Regions from separate parts of the Homo sapiens genome. Here region 2 is linked to region 1. Evidence: chromatin loops called from intact Hi-C (ENCODE). Cell type or tissue: heart right ventricle. All regions are shown on one strand.

Region 1 (8,000 bases):
CATGTAACAAACCTGCACACATACCCCATATATCTAAAAATAAAAGTTGAAATTAAAAAAAAAGGAAATTTGAAATTTTGATTTAAATTATCCAGTGTTTTGAGGTTTTTTAAAAAACTCTTTTTCAATAATAAGAAATTTAACAGCTTCATACCATATCATCCTGCTATTCTCTTTCATTCCCATTTTGGTTTCTTATATATACACTTTATCCTTTCCATTTGGGAGTGCTCTTAGCCTTTTAAAAGACAAAATAAAATTTTCCAGGTATTTTATCACTCCTACTTCATGTATCTCCTGCAGCATTTGTTAGGTTTGTTTCTTTTCTTATTTGGATACTTTATCACAAAGTCTTTCTAAAATGGGTCATTGTTAGACAAAACCAATGAAGCCTTCCTTGTATGTCTGAAAATATTTTTATGACGTTTGAAAGGCAATTTGTCTGGATATAAAATTTCAGATTTAATGTTCTTTTACTTAAAATGCCTTAAAATACCTTACTCCATTGTCTTATTGAAACTAATGCTTCTGTTGCTCTTGAAAAGTCTGATGTCAAATTGTTCTGAAAGGTTATTTGCTCTTTTTTTTTTTTGAGTTAGATCATTTTAACTATGAGCTTAAATTATTTCAGTGTTCAAAGTCATTGCTTTTCTACCATGATTTGCCCATCTAGATCTCTTAATTTTCAGAGTGGCTAGATTATATATTCACGCTGTTTTTCCAAGCAAGCCACTTTTGATTATTTCTGAGCCTTTTATATCTTGCAATGGGCTTCTTAGTCCGGAATGCACTTCTTGTGGCATTACATAAGTTGGAGACATTTACTCCTTTCTGTTGTTGTTTCTAGGGTATAAAATGGAAGGTCTGAAATAAAGCAGATTTTTAGTTAATACCATTTTTTCTCTGTAAGAATTTGTTATAGTATGTATTCTTTGTCCAATTAATATTTTAATCACAATATGTCTAGGTTTATTTTAAGAACTTTGTTTAGAGTGTGATAAGTCCCTTTGGCTTACAGTTGATTATTTTGAAATTCAAAAGTATTTCTCCAATGGTGTCTTCTTTGAGCCTGTCAAAGTTTTGTGGGTTTTCTGGTTTGTGCATTAGTTTTCCCAGAATTATCTGTGATTCCAGCTTTGATCTTTATTCTCTATTCTCTCCACACCATTCCCCTTGTCCTTGTCATTGCTATCTCTGACCATTCCTTTCACATTGTCAGGAAGAGAAGGCTTCCCATGACTGATCCAGTCTTTTCTTCGTCAATTCCAATGCTGGGATTAGAGGTTTGGTTTTGTTTGCAACCCTCCCTTAACTCCCCAGCTCCCCTTTTAAGCTCAGCTTGTCATTTTTTCTGTCTCTTCCTGTGACTCTCCATCTCAGTCTGTTTTCTTCCTTCAGTTCTTCATAACAGTTTCATTATAAACATGTCCTCTGAATCATTTGGAAGATGTTGTTTACTGTTGTGTGCATTGTTCTACCCATGGTCACTTTCTCTAGATTGCTCAGCAAGCAACTGCAAGCCCTGCTGTAAGATGTTGAGATTCTTTGTAATCTGTCTTGGCCAAATGTGCTTTGCTGGTGGGCATTATGGGTGCCAGGATTCGACGTGCCGTTGCCTGTCTCCTTTCTCCTCCACTTCCTGTTTTCTGTCTTCCTGTTTCCTGGTAATTGTTTTCCCTAAATTAATTTAGAGCATTTTCTGAAAATATGTTTCAGGGAACACTAGTTCTTCAGGATGTGTATAGATGATAAATGAAAAATAAAAATGCCTTGTATTCAAGTGCATTTAAGAAATATTGAATTAAACAAAATCATTACAGGATTGTTTACTAAATGGCTTCTGAGAGCCTTTGATGACTGTGGCTTTTTGAGATAGGACTAGATGAAGCTCTCTGAGGTGCGTCTTGTAAGACTGACATGCTGCAGAACACCTTTTAGAATCTTTTGCTGTCATATGTTTGGGGAGATGCAGAAAATGGTCTGGCTGCCCCAGGAACAGGAAGCACACAGTAGAGGAATTGCTATGTACTATTCAATTTGACATAAACCTTGGGCCTCCAATTTCAAGAACAAGCAAAGAAGGAATGAATGATGTTAGAATATCCTTCTGTGGTGATTCAGAGTGGCGAGGCTGTCCTGTCTTTTGAACAAAAGCATAGGTAGTCCAGTGATTATATTTCTCGATCCATATCCATCTACCTATATTCAAGGGAAATTCCTAATATTTACAGTGGGATGACTGTCAGTATTGTCTTCATCTTTTTTCTATATTTTCATCATTTCTGTGTCTTTATAAATATTTAGTTAGAAGTTGGGGGAGAATGTGTCATCTGCCATTTTCAACTGGAGACCTATGTAAATAGTGCAAGAGGTTGGTAAGTAATCCACCTTGAATTTGCTGTGTCTTTCAGGCAGGAAAAGCAATCACTTGGCAGTATGTCAGCTTCACACTTCTACATCAGTGTTTGACCTCAAGGGCATGGCTATACTGTCTTATGATTACAGGAGGCAAATGCAGGGTCTTATCTCCACATCAGCTGCCTTTACATCACTTGGGTCTATTAGCACCCAGTGGTAAATACTACTGGCTGCACCGCAGGCACTGGCTTAGAAGTAAAACTTTGAATTTGCCATTGCCATTACTTAACCCCCATCAAAGGTAGATTGAGAGAAACAACACTTTTAGTAGATTACCTGACAGCTATTCAATCTGTCAATCCTTTGGACACTAACGTTTATAATCAGCAAGATTCTTCCAGTGGAGAATTGCTTTCCTCTGTGAAGATCCATTTAATCAAATATTTTTGGTGTGATGTCACTGGCTTTCATTCAAGAGCATGATTAGAAACACACTTATAAAATTCATTATTGACTTTATTGTGAACATGATCCTGAAAACATTCACTGCCTGACACACATTTTCTCTTTAGCACCGATGCTCTGAGATTCAATCTCAGGGACGGAAATAGCTGTGCTTGTTTTTGTCCTATGTTATAAATCATATAAATGATTAGGTTACTGATCATATTAAGCAGCTAAAATGATGGATAACAGAGTTGATATTTAAATCATTATGGCAGGCTGGGTAGAGGCTAACCAAATAACCTCAGCAGTGGAAAATCTACAGCCTTCATTTGGGTAAAAACAATCCATTGAAACACCTGTTCTGACAGAGAGATTAATTCAGCATTTCCAAAAGTGTGCTCGGAGATGCTGTCCTTCAAGGAGATGCTTCTTGAAGGAAAGACCCCGGAGAGAACTAAGTATGGGAAATGCTGCATGTTAAATCTATCTTATCATGATTCACAATACACATTAGCATATTAAAAGTCTGTAGTAAAGAAATCTGTTTAATTCTGTTGTTTCCAGTTTTTCTTCCTAAATTCATTTAATGCAGGGCTTTTGTTCTTGTTGTCATTCCTGGTAGGACCCAGGACTATCCCAGGAATGCTCTGCAGAGTTCATTTTAGAAAATGCCAGGTTAAATCATTCAACCTAAGACCAGTGAGTTTTCCTTCCCACTGTTGATTGATTCTCACTATAATAATGCTTTTATTTTTTCATATAGTTTTCATTACCTTTACCATGGTAGTAATAGCTATCATTTGTGGAGTATTTTGTATGTGCCGTACCTTGTAAATGTTACTATCAGTGAGCGTAGCAGAGATGCCAAATGGTGAAGCCCTGCAGAGACCATCAGACCCTGAAGAGGCTGGAAAACTCACATGATAGCTGTTGGTCCAAGGGCAGAACTGGATTCCTCCAGTCATGTCTTTCCTGACCTTCTTCCAGGCCTGGGCTGGGTTATGCAGATAAAGTTATGAGTAAGAAATATGGTCTTTGTCTCCAAGAGCTTAAAATTGAGATCACTGACAGACAATGCATGTAAGAGGAGCTGGGTAAGAGACTCCAGAAGAGAAAGTGATTGCTTAGTGGAGGTTCAAGTGCAGCTTGATTGCGGAGAGCACACCTGTGCTGCTGGATGGACAGCAGCTGCTAGGTGGGGGCAGGCTAAGGATCCAGCAGAAGATGCACCAGCAGAGTCCCTGCAGGATGCCACTCAAGGAGTGCACATGGAAGTGCCAGGAGTTGCTTCTGGTTGAGGCAGTGGATTTCGCATGGCTGGATCATGGAACCCTTTGGGAGAGGAAGATGGAAATTGGACGTGGAAAGGCTTCAAAGCCCATCGAGAGTGTTGAGCTCCAGAAAGGAGGCATGCCTGCACTCTGGAGCTAATATGTGGCACTTGCCAGAAGTTGTATCATGAAAAAGCTAAGGGAGGGATGGGACAAGGGTGTGGCAGAGCCCTGAAGCAGGTACTGATGACATCGGAGTAGGCATCTGACTTAATCTGAAATGTTTCATGCCTTCCTCACTGCCATCATTGTGACAGGCAAGTGCTCCTGCTGACACTTCTCTGTCTGCTCTGCTGGCCCACCTTCTCAGAGCCCTGTAAGTACTCTGACGGGAACTCAGAATAAGGGTCATTGTGGCCTACTCCCTGCAGGACTCTGGGTGTCATTTCCATCATTCCACTGGGATACCAGGAGGAAGAGGCTTCGAGCTTGAGAGGAAGAACACAGCTTCCTGAGAGGTCTGGAGTGGCCCTGCCTTTGAACCTGCCCCATGGATCTGGGTGCTTGGACAGAGCTGCAGCAGTCACTTCATTTAGCCAGCATTGTGAGGAGTGGAAAGAGAGAGACCAGGATCCTGAGGCCTTCGGCACCTCTCAGCTCAGATCTCAAGCTGGATTCCTCCAGAGTCATAAACCCTATATCCTGCCAGAGAACAAATCATTCCAGCAAGAAAGAGGATTCTGGCTTCCAGTGTCTGATGACTTATGAAGTGCAGCCAAGAGTGAAAATCATTTTAAAAATATTGAAAGGCACCTCGCCAGGGCTCCCTCCACTGGTGGAAATATGAATACAGGATTTATTTGAGGCCCCAAGTGCTGTGGCATCATCCAGAGATGGGGACAACACTGTCTGCATTTTAGAGCTGACAGCTACAACTTGTTTCTTCCTGCTGCTGTGGCTGCGACTGCTGCCACCGTCAGGAGCTTCGAGCATCAGGGCGGATCTCTGGTGGCACTGGCAGTTGAGGCATAATCCTTCAATGGTGTAGATGATGGTTTCAGGGAGGCTGAGGTCCCAGGCCTGTGGCAGGAGGATTTGGGGAAAGCCATGCTCTGTGGTTTGGCCAGCTTGGGTAGATAACTTAAGTTATGCACTAGCTCATGAATACACTTAGGCTTCCAGAACCTAAGGTGAGGACACTCTTTTGGACTGGCTCCCTGGCCTCCTGCCTGGGGGCCCCAGGGACTCAGCTGCTTCTCTTATTTCTGACACTGCATCTTCCCCATTGGACCACAGCCCAGCCCTCTCCCTATGCCCCCTGCACAAAAGCCCAGGGTCCCCTGGCTTTGTCTCTTCCCTAAGCTGAACTATTTGCTTTTCATCTCTGTCTGTTGTTTTATAATCTCTTCTTTGAACTCTTGTATCTCTTCTTAGATTTCTTTTTCCTTCAAGAGACCATGTTCTCTGTAACTTTTTTGAGACTGGGGAGAATATTTGCCTGAACTATTAATCTTTTTTCCCCTAAGAGATAATTCCTTGTGATCGATTGTTACATTTTCTTTATCTGCTTTTCTCCCCATGCTGGCTTCTCCCTCCCTTACTCATGATTTGGGGACATTCTGTTCATATATATATTGTCACTTTCTTTCTGGTTATCATTCACCTTCAAAGAGAGCTGGCTCCCTGTTTCAGAAAGTGTAGGGAGGGACTGGGGACCAGGGTCAGGAGCTTGCTGGGGCCGTCCTTGGCTTCTGTGAGAATTGGTGAGTTCTCTCTTTCCAAGTTTTTGATTCACTTTGTCCTGGATGTGTATCTCTCCATAATTTTCAGGATTCAAAATGGAAGGGAACTTTCAGAAAATTCTTCTAAGATCTGCATTGCGCCAGTCAGGGTTTTGGCCTCTGCCTTCAGGTCCTGTGCTCCATCTCGCCATGGGGCATCTTTCATGGCCTGGGTGTGGCTGGAAACCACAACACAGTTTCTGCCTTGCTTGGCCTCCTGTTGGATTTGGGGGCCAACCTGGACTCAGTCACGTCGTCTGTGGGCTCCCTGAAATGCTCTTATCTGAGGACATCTGTGTTCTGCTCGGACCTGAGCTGCCAGGTGGGTATCGATATTGGGTGTCACTGCCTGTCTGGTGTGCTTCTGTCACCATGGGTGGCCATCGCTAGGGATGAAGTCACTCGTTGTCTCTGGGAAAGGCAGGATTAGAAGGGGAGTAGATAACCATGGAGGCAGTAGAGTGTGTTGCCCCCAGGCCCTCAGGAAGGCTAGAACCAAATCCCAGCAAGTTTCTCTACTCTGCTCAGAGAGAGCGGGGCTGTGCCTGGTCTCTAAAGAGCAGAGGAGCTGGGGAGAGAGGGTCCTGTGCAGCCAGGACAAGGGCTTGGTCAAGGCACTTGAGAGGTTGTGAGGAGCGGGTGGTTGAGAAGCCGGGTGGCCCTGCACAGTCAGCCACTGCTGTTCTCTGTCTCAGATGCCCAATCATAGAGCAGGGAGGTGACCATTCTCATATGCACCTGACCCAGACAGAAGGCGAGGGGACCAAGGGCCTGGCTGCTCCCTGCCAGGAGGCTCCTGGTCTGACTCAGGACAGGGCCTGCCCCAAACCTAGTGACCCCAGCATCCCCTGGTGCCCCATACTGACATGGCCTGAACTCCACACCCTTCCCCCCACTCCCTCTGCCCAGACAGGACCTTCCTTTGATAGAAACATCCTTTTGCCCCACTCTGAATCTCCTTCATCATCTGCCTGTCCTGCAGTCTCCTCACAGATGCAGACCTTGTTTGTTTCTTTCCAGTTTCCCTTTCCCAAGGCCTGAAATGGCCTCTGGGTGTGGAGCCAGGTCCCCTGAGGACAATTGCCTAGTGACAAACTGCTGGGGCTTGGCAGCCTCTGTGTCATCTCATTTAATCATTCTCTTGTTCCGTCTATATTTATTGAGTTCCTGGTATCTGCCAGTCATGGATTCAGGTGCTGGGGAATGACAGGGGACGAAGGGAAACACAGCCTTGTCCTCCCACATCTGGGGCTGGCCCTCACCCGCTTTGGTGGACAGGCTCAGTCATGCTGGAGCGCTGTGATAGGAGAGGTGGGTGGACCCAGGAACATGCAGCAGTGGTCCCAGCCTGGCTGGAGGAGGATGAATTGCCCACTGGGAAAAGCTTCCAGACAAAGTAAATCTAAGCTGAGGCCAGAGGCAGAGTCAGGAAAAGGGAGAGGGCTCTCCGGAGATGGAAGAGCAGGTGTGGATGCCAAGAGCCATGAGGGCGGGTGCTGCCACTGCAGAACTTGGGGCTCTTCAGCCTGGGGGAAGCCAGAGGGTCCCAGGGCCTGATCACTCAGACTTGCAAACTGCACTTGTGTTTGGACTGTAGGTTTGCATTGAATGAGATCACAGTGCCACAGTGTGGGGATGTTCAGGACCCACCCCCTGCTCTTGGCCTCTGCTACCCTGACTGTGAGGCCCCTAAATCTCCTGGGTTCCTGGGGGATTGTCCCATCCATGGGCAGTTCTGAAGCCAGCCTGGTTCCTTCCTCTCAGCTGTGAAACCTGAAAGTGTTTGCTGCTTTAATTGTGGCAAAGGAATTCATAAAGCTACAGCTGAAAGGGCATCCTCTGAAGCCTGCCTGTGTCACCAGAGGGGCTGTTTAATAATAGGAAGCATACTTGGATCTGGGCACTGCACAGGGAGCTTTGAGACCCATTTTCACCCTAAGAGGTGGTCTTTCTTCCAAGCTGCCATGTTCTATAAATTCAAGCTGAGACCCAGGGAGAGAGACACCTCTATATTATCCATGATTCTCCTGGATAGTGCTGCCCAGTCTGGAGTGCTCACAGGTCCTCTCCACACTGCGGCTGCTCTGGCATCTTCCCCAGGGCCCTCTGGGTGGGCACCAGCCTGCACACGGATGGCGGTACT
Region 2 (8,000 bases), 230 kb before region 1:
TCCAGAGTAGCTGGGCTTACAGGCGCCTGCCACCATGCCTGGCTAATTTTTGTATTTTTAGTAGAGATGAGGTTTCACCATGTTGGCCAGGCTGGTCTCGAACTCCTGACCTTGGGTGATCTACCCTCCTCGGCCTCCCAAAGTGCTTGGATTACAGGTGTGAGCCACTGCACCTGGCCAAAAAAGGAATTTTTGACACCATCCATTCCCCAGTAGATTAGTGGCCTTGAGCTAGCCTCTCACAGAGACCTCGGGGAAAAAAAAGAGCGTCAGAACTGCCCTGTGTTTTTTTTTCATCCTTTAACTGACTTTGGGGTTTGGGGCTAATGACCCTTATGGGCAGGAGGCAGCATGGCTGACCAGGGGACCTCCCTGGCCTCACCCTGTGGCCCTGCACTGTCCTACGCAGGAGCCACCAGACACAGGTGGCCATTGAGGGCTTAAAATGGGGCCGGTGCTACTGAGCACCTAAATTTTAATAATATGGAATTGAAATTAGTTTAAATTTAAAAACTGACACTTGATTCAAGTATTAGAAAAAATTTTAAGTATGTTTGGAACAACTTGATTATGTGACTCTTCTAAAGATACATTTTATAAAATATAAAATCAGATCAAGTATTTCTGATGAAAATTTAGCGTTTAGATTAAGATATGCTGTAAATGTACAATACACACTGGTTTAGAAGACTGTATGAATGTAAAGTGTCTTATTAATAGTTTTTATATTGATTACATGTTGAAATGATAATATTTTAGACATATTGGGCTAAGTAAAATGTGGTATTAATCGGTTTCTTTTTACCCTTTTATAGTGGATGCTAGACAATTTTAAATTGAATATGCAGCTTGCATTCTACTTCTTTTAGATGCGGCTGCTCTAGACAGCCCGGGACCCAGGCTGCAGCTCACCCTCAGCTGACTAAGAGCTAGTAAGCCCTTTGCAGACACACCTGAGGGTGAAGCTCTCCAAATCTTCTGGGGAGGGTCTAGCGTAGCCTGTGGTCTGAGAAGCCGATGGCTCCAGGGTTCACTTACAGAATATACTACGCAGGTGAATGGGAAAATTTTGCAGGTTTAAACCAGACATCAACCTGAATATAAACTATGGACCTGGGGTGAAAATGATGTGTCAGTGTAGGCTCATCAGTTGTAACAAACATGGTACTGAGGCATGGGATGGTAATAATGTGGAGATCATGCATGTGTGGGGGCTGAGGGGATATAGAAATCTTTGTCTTTTCTGTTTAGTTTTGCTGTGGACCTAATACTGCTTTTAAAAATGAAGTCCTTTTAAAAAACAAAAAGCCTCAAGCAGAAGAAAAGAGTAAGAAAAACAATTAATGAAACAAACAAACAAAAACCCTAAACAGACATCTCAGGGTGTCATCAATATCTTTTTCTGGGGGAAAGAAATCTGTTCAATTAATCCCTACTCATCAGGGGCGGTGTCTGCTGATCAGATCAGATCACAGCATTGTTGAGCACATTATAGTATTATAATAAAAGGCTCAGCTGGAGGGAGGAGACACCTGTTCGCCAAGGAGTCTCTCCTGAGATTCTTACCAGGAAACCCAGAGAAGCCCAGATAGGGAGTTAATGCCTTTTAAAAATTTGCTTGGCTTCCATTTGGGAGATTAAGGCCTTAAATCACACCTGCAATTGCAAGTGGATTCCTCCCAAGCTTTGATGATGGTCTTTGCATTGTAGAGTGGCTCTCAGACACTTTTATCGTCCTCCCAGGCAGGCAGGCAGGCAGGCAGGCAGGTCAGGTTGAATTAACCACATATGAGAATCAGAAAAGACAAAAACGCCTTGCAAAGTGGTCTCCAAGAGTTCTGGGGGGCTGCTAATATTCTGTTTTCTCATCTCTGTGTGTTCATTTATGAAAATTCACTAGTCTTAGGGTTTTTGTACTTTTCTATATGTCTATTATAACTTCAGTAAACATAGTTTAACAAAAGGCTCCAGAGTCAGCTGTCACTGTCATCAAACCCACAAGGAACCAGGAAGATGCTGCTCCCAGAAGGGCTTCCCTTCTCCCCAGGGAGGCCTTATCCTGTGGGGCCTGCCTGTCCTGTGGGCTTTGGATGCTGGAGGCCTGTAGTGCTGGCTGACCTCAGATGATGCTTTAGGATTTTGCAAATGGTAGAAATGGAGCTAATGATGAATTACAAGGCACTTTCCACTCTCCCCACTCCATCTGTTACTTCCTCTGACCTACAGTCACCTCCACACTCTTGACTCCATTTTAATAGGCAGGAAATTGAGGCTTAGAGAAGCCAAGGTCACTGAGCAAATAAGCAGTAAAGGTTGGAACTCAGTTCAGCCTGATTCCCCTGAGCCCACAGGCTGTGCTGGGGCTGTGCCCATATGCACACAAGGGCCCACAGGCTGGAGCTGCATGGGCGAGTGTCGACTCCTGCACATCCAGCATGGATGGCTCAGTCGGTCAGCGCCAGGAACCATCCTGTCAGTCACACAGAATCTAGGCAGCCGGCTCTGCTTCTGCTCCTCTCCTGTGCCAGGCTCCATCCTTGCTCCTGCCTGGCACTTTGCAAATGTGTGAAGGTCCCACTCTGTTATCTAAAGGAAACTGATTTTTCCCTCACATTGGAACAAGTTTGCTCATAAGTGGATGTGCACTGTCTCACCTTGGCCAGGGCACTGCCAGCCCTCTGAGGGGAGTGTGCAGAATGCTAAACGTGCTTGTTGACATTACACCTGAGACATGTTTGTGTTATAAATGGGTACAAATTGAATTTGGCTTAGGTGATATATGACGTCTGTCATGGTTTTCCCCATGGTAAGTCAGTTAGAGGAGAGCTAATTTATTTCAGATTGGGCATTCCAAGCTTTCATTGTGCCTAGCATGGCCATATTTCCCTCTGCAATCACTAGGATGAAGCTGGCAATGTACCAGGGCTGCCAGTGAGCTGGCTGCTGCCATCAGTGTGCTCCTCGAACCACCCTGGCCCTGGGTATACATGCTGAGGATGCCTCGTGGCCTTGGCCAAATAGATTTTTGCCTTCTTTTGGCCCATGAAGACCTGGCTTGGAGCCAGACCTCTGTTTGAATCCTGACCTGCCACTATTAGCTATCACACTAGCTGTGTGGCTCAAAGCAAGTCACACACCTTCTCTGAACCTCAGCTTCTTAATCTGTGAAAGACAGAGATGCCAACTTCCACCCAGTGGAGTTCTGGGAGGATTAAATGGACAATCTGCAAAGGGCCTAGCATGCATGTGAATTGCTTTTCCTCAACTGTGAATTGAGAACACAGATTCCACCTGTGTTCCTGGCTGGCCAGGGTGTGGTTGGAATGGAGGGGGGTCATGGGCAGGAAAGGGGAAATGCCCCATGCCCCGAAGCCCTCCAGTCCCCAGGAGCCCTCTCCCTGATGGGGGCACTATGGACATCCTGATGAGAGCAGGTGGCTGAGGCATTATGCGGTTTGTAGAGAGGTTCCCAGGGGAGCACCACCATACCAAGGGGGCACATGCCTGTGCAGAGCACAGCTGGGGTGGAGGGGGCAGCTGTGTGAGGACAAGCATTGTCAGCGCTGGGGATGCGGGTGTGCAGGGGTCCATAGGCCCTTCTGTGGTGCAGATGCCAAACTGGTCTGGTTGTGTTTCTGAGTGGGCTTTGAGGCAGCTGCTAGGCCTCTAGTTCAAGCTGCCTATCTCTTTTCCTCTGTACTTTTATAGGAGAGGGAAGGCTTCACCTTGATCAAAGGCACCATCTTGTCCTATAAGAGGCACTGGGTCCTGGGTTGTAAGCACAGTCCAGAATCCAGTGTTAGGTGTCCTGACTGTGCCTTCTGATTTGGAGCTGCAAACTCCTCAGCCCACATTGTCAGTATCTTTTGGAGAAGGCCCATCATGGATGGAATTTGCATCCTCTCTTGAAGTTACCCAAGTGCAGAAAAATATTTGGTTGCATCATGAGAAAAAAGAAGACAATATTGTATGGGTGGTGTTAAAACCCTGAGTCTGTGGTAACTGTTGAAACACATGGCAGCCTCCTGCCACACAGCCTTTGGTGGGGCAGGGAGATGGAGCTGGAAGGCGGGGCTGATCCTCTCAACCACAGGCCAGAGCTCCCCGAGCAGCAAGTCTTTGTCTGTGGCCCCAGCATTCTGGCTGGCTGTTTAGGGCTGGTAGTCTCCAGAGGCACTCACAGGAGGTTTGGAAGAAACAGCTCTGGAAGGCGTGGGCACCTGCAGTCACGTGCATGTAACAAAGCCAGCTGTTTGCTCTTGGCCTCGGAGCTGCAATCAAGAACCTAGGACTTGTTGGAGTGAGAGACAGGTTGTCATGCTGTGTGAGAACACTGCATGTGTAACTCGAGTTCCCCCAGACATTTTGGCATGGGCTGCCGTCTGTCTTGTAGCATTTGCTACATAAGCCTGTCTTATCTCCCCTGACAGGGTTATGGGAGGCCAGAGAGCCAGTCTGCTTTCCTCACACCTGCTACAGGCACTTACAGAATTCTGACCAAGCTGGGCAATTTTGGTGTGTTTCAGGGAGAGCTTTCTGATGCCAGGGTTTGGTTGTGGCTCATGGCATGAAGGAGCTCATCAGAAGTCTGTGTGCTCATGAAGGAGCTCATCAGAAGGCTGCGGTGCATGGCCCAGGGCCGGATCACCCCTCCACTGGAACAGAGGCGAGCAGACTGCCCTGTTGGATGTGAACTGTTGCTCCATATCGTTCTCTTTTTCCTAGAGCTGTGGGACAAGTACAGCACCTTGCAGCTGGGTGTGAAGTGCCTGGGAGAGTGGGTGTGAAGTGCCTGGGAGAGTCTGTGTGAGGAGGAGGGACGTGGCACAGGAAATCTGCGGTGAGGCAGCTGTAGCACTGAGTCTGGGCATGGTCTGTTGGGCTCAGAGATGGGGCAAGTGCCTCCACACACGTGAGCACTAAGGGATAGGCCAACCTCCTCTCTTTCCCTCCTTTGCAAGGCCCAGGCTGGACCTGCATCCTCTCCCAAATCTTCCTTCTCTTTCCTACTTGGAATCCCCACACCTGCTTTTCTACCTGCAACATGCTCAGAACTACTAATCATTCACAATCATCAGGGAGAGCTACTTTGATTCACACAAATAACTCAAGGGTGGAAGGACACTTGTGTTGTCAGCTGGATACTGTGGCCCTCTGGATTGAATGTCTGCCAGCCATACCTGCCCCTTGTCCTGGAGACACCAGGGCCAATACAGCCAAATGGGCTATGACATTGAACCATGACCCAGTTGTGCCTGCTCAAGGGTTTTGGGGAAGGTGGCTGGAGAACCCCTGCTTCTGCAAATAAGGCTGGAGCAACAGGCAGCCTGGTGCGTAGTTCTGTCTCCGCATGCTGATGGCTGCAATTCTGTAGCAAAAGTCAGCACTTACTGGGGTGGGGTCAGTGCTTACTAAAATATAACATGAGACCCTGTAGTCCAGCCTTCTTTGACAATTCAAATTCTGAGCACTTGCTGTGTGCCTGGTCACACTGCCCAGAGAAGCAGAGAAAGAAGATGGAGAATAAGGACAGGTTATACATGTCTCTTGATACTTACCCATGTGCCCGGAATTCTATTTTCAGTTGTTATTCCCATAGGTAAAATGAGGGAATTGAACCTTGGAGAGATTTGAGTTATTGTCTCAAACAAATGTTTTATCACACATAGCAAGTAAGTGGTTGGGGTCAAATTGGAAACCAGGAATACTTAGCAGCAGGTCCAATACTTTGTGTCTGTAACCTTTGATCTCTGTAGTTACATGTGTGTAACTTCTTCCTGGGATTTCAGACTATTTCTGCTTCAGGGCCTAGCAGATGATTGGCACACAACAGCACTCAGTAAAAGTTCATTGAACGAATGACTTAGGCCATGCTAGACTCAAGACCAATGCCTCCTCTTATCAGAGCACCCTCATTCTGTGGATGCTGAGTGTGAGAGATAATACCCCTGACTCTAAAGTCCAGGGTCCCTCAACCATGTGGTTCTGGCCACCCAGCTGCTCACCATTTGCGGGGAGATGGAATAATACACATAAAAGAGGGTGCTGGGTTTAGAAATGGGAGGCAGAGATCTGAGAGAGCAATTGTGGTATAAGACTATTTTTTAGAGCCATTGAAAATAAAATATCACAGAAGCAGGAAAGATGTGAAATGGAGAAAAGAAAGACTAAGTTCCTTCATTCATTGTATATTCCACTAATATTTATGGAGGACTACTTTGTGCTAGACGCTGTTCTCGGCTGCTGGGGGATAGGAGTGAAGAAGACAGAAAAAGTCTACCCAATTTAGAGAGAATTCATAGAAATTAACTCTTACTCATAACTCTCACTTACATGGTTACACATGAAGAAGGCTTGCTTCACTTGATTCCTTAGCAAACATTTGCCGCCCTACACTCTAGGGATTCAGAAAGAGAGATTGCTGCTACTCTTATAAGAGATGGTGCTCTTACCATCCTGGCTAACACGGTGAAACCCCGTCTCTACTAAAAATACAAAAAATTAGCCAGGCGTGGTGGTGGGCACCTGTAGTCCCAGATACTTGGGAGGCTGAGGCAGGAGAATGGCAAGAACCCAGGAGGCAGAGCTTGCAGTGAACTGAGATCGCGCCACTGCACTCCAGCCTGGGCAACAGAGCGAGACTCTGTTTCAAAAAAAAAAAAAAAAAAGATGGTGCTCTTTGGGGTCAGTCTGACTATTTAACTCAGCCTCTTGTTTACTTCCTACCACTCTTCTGAGACTTTGGTCCCTGGATAACTGTCTTCCTCACCAGCCCAAGTCCAGACATAATGCTCGGTAACTTCCCTGTCTATGTGGCAACCCCTCAACACATTTCCTTGACCTCCTGATTTCCAGTGACCCACTCCTCCACTGTCCCTCAGCTTCCTACTTCCACAGCCCCATCATGGTCCTTAGCATCATCTGAAATGACTCCAGCTCCTGCTTTCTGGCCACATCTGTAATAATATCTGTAATAATTTCCCCTGCCTCACCTTCTGTACTGTCAGGTTCAGATTGCAACGATGAAGTCCGCTCCCACTAACTTAATCAGCTAAAATGACGGATTGTTAAGACACTAGGCAGGTCACAGAGTCAATGGGAAGTCCAGAGAACAAGATTAAGAAAATGAGCAGCAACCAAGGGAGTCTGGGCCCCAGAGCAGTTGGATCCCCTCAGCCACAGTAGGGCTGAGCAGTAGGGCTGTTGCTGAACGTGGCTGCCACTTCCACTCGCCCTGCCACTTCCTCCACAGCTGGACATTGGCTTGCACTAGCATGGTGTCAATATTCTCTTAGAGTGCTTGCATTTTTGTATCAGTTTTCATCATATTTAGAAAGTTGGGTAAGATTATCCTGTTTCCACCTTTTGCCATAGCTGCCAGAGCATTGGGAGAGAAAATATCTAACCCCATTAAGCATCTTTGGTAGGAGGAATGAGCTTTCTAAGAAGACTAAAGCTGTGGTTGAGTTTCTAACCAACTGAAAGGGAGTTTGGTGGCTGGAAAGCCAAAGGAAAGCCAAATGTTCACGACATTATTCCTTTTTGGCTGACTGACACCCGTGTGCGTTTCTTCAACCCATATTTTTGAGCACCTGCTATGGAACTGGCACAGTTCTAGGGGCTGAGGCAGTGAACCAAATATAAAATTCTCTGCTCAGATGAGACTTTGAGGAGATGGACAATAAACAGGATGAATAGGTATATGGTATGTTATGATAAGTGCCACACAACATTACAGGAAAAGGAGCTGTAACATGTTGAGAGGGACTCAATGTTAAATATGGTGGTAAGAGGAAGCTTACTGGGAAGTGGGCATTTGAGCGAAAACTTTATAAAAGGTGAAGAAACAAAGTATCTGAATAACTCAAGAAAGGGTGCTCCTGGCAGAGAGGACAGTAAACATAAAGACCTTAAGTGAGGGCTTGAGTAGATGTGGGGGCTTACATGGAAATGGGGCTCGAATAGAATGTCCTCCAATCAGATAAGAGGCCAGCGTGGCC

What was found. A loop is a pair of places that touch in the nucleus more often than their neighbours do. Peaks named below come from ENCODE experiments on the same cell type or tissue, not always from the same donor. Only the 100,000 strongest peaks of a DNase experiment are listed, where the experiment ranks them.
Region 2: it touches region 1 in a loop (2.4-fold over the local background); 1 of 110 quality-filtered maps calls a loop at or near these places.

What each region holds. Positions count from the first base shown.
Region 1 is chr10:85,789,293-85,797,292 of GRCh38, reverse strand. The region is part of intron 8 of GRID1 (glutamate ionotropic receptor delta type subunit 1); the gene reads left to right. Among named protein-coding and RNA genes, the nearest start is that of GRID1-AS2, 150 kb to the right of the region's middle. In heart right ventricle, a CTCF peak has its summit at 4,899 (motif pointing left); no DNase peak of the experiment used is centred here.
Region 2 is chr10:86,014,815-86,022,814 of GRCh38, reverse strand. All of the region lies in intron 4 of GRID1 (glutamate ionotropic receptor delta type subunit 1), which reads left to right. Among named protein-coding and RNA genes, the nearest start is that of MIR346, 250 kb to the left of the region's middle. In heart right ventricle, no CTCF peak of the experiment used is centred here; a DNase peak (open chromatin) is centred at 4,364.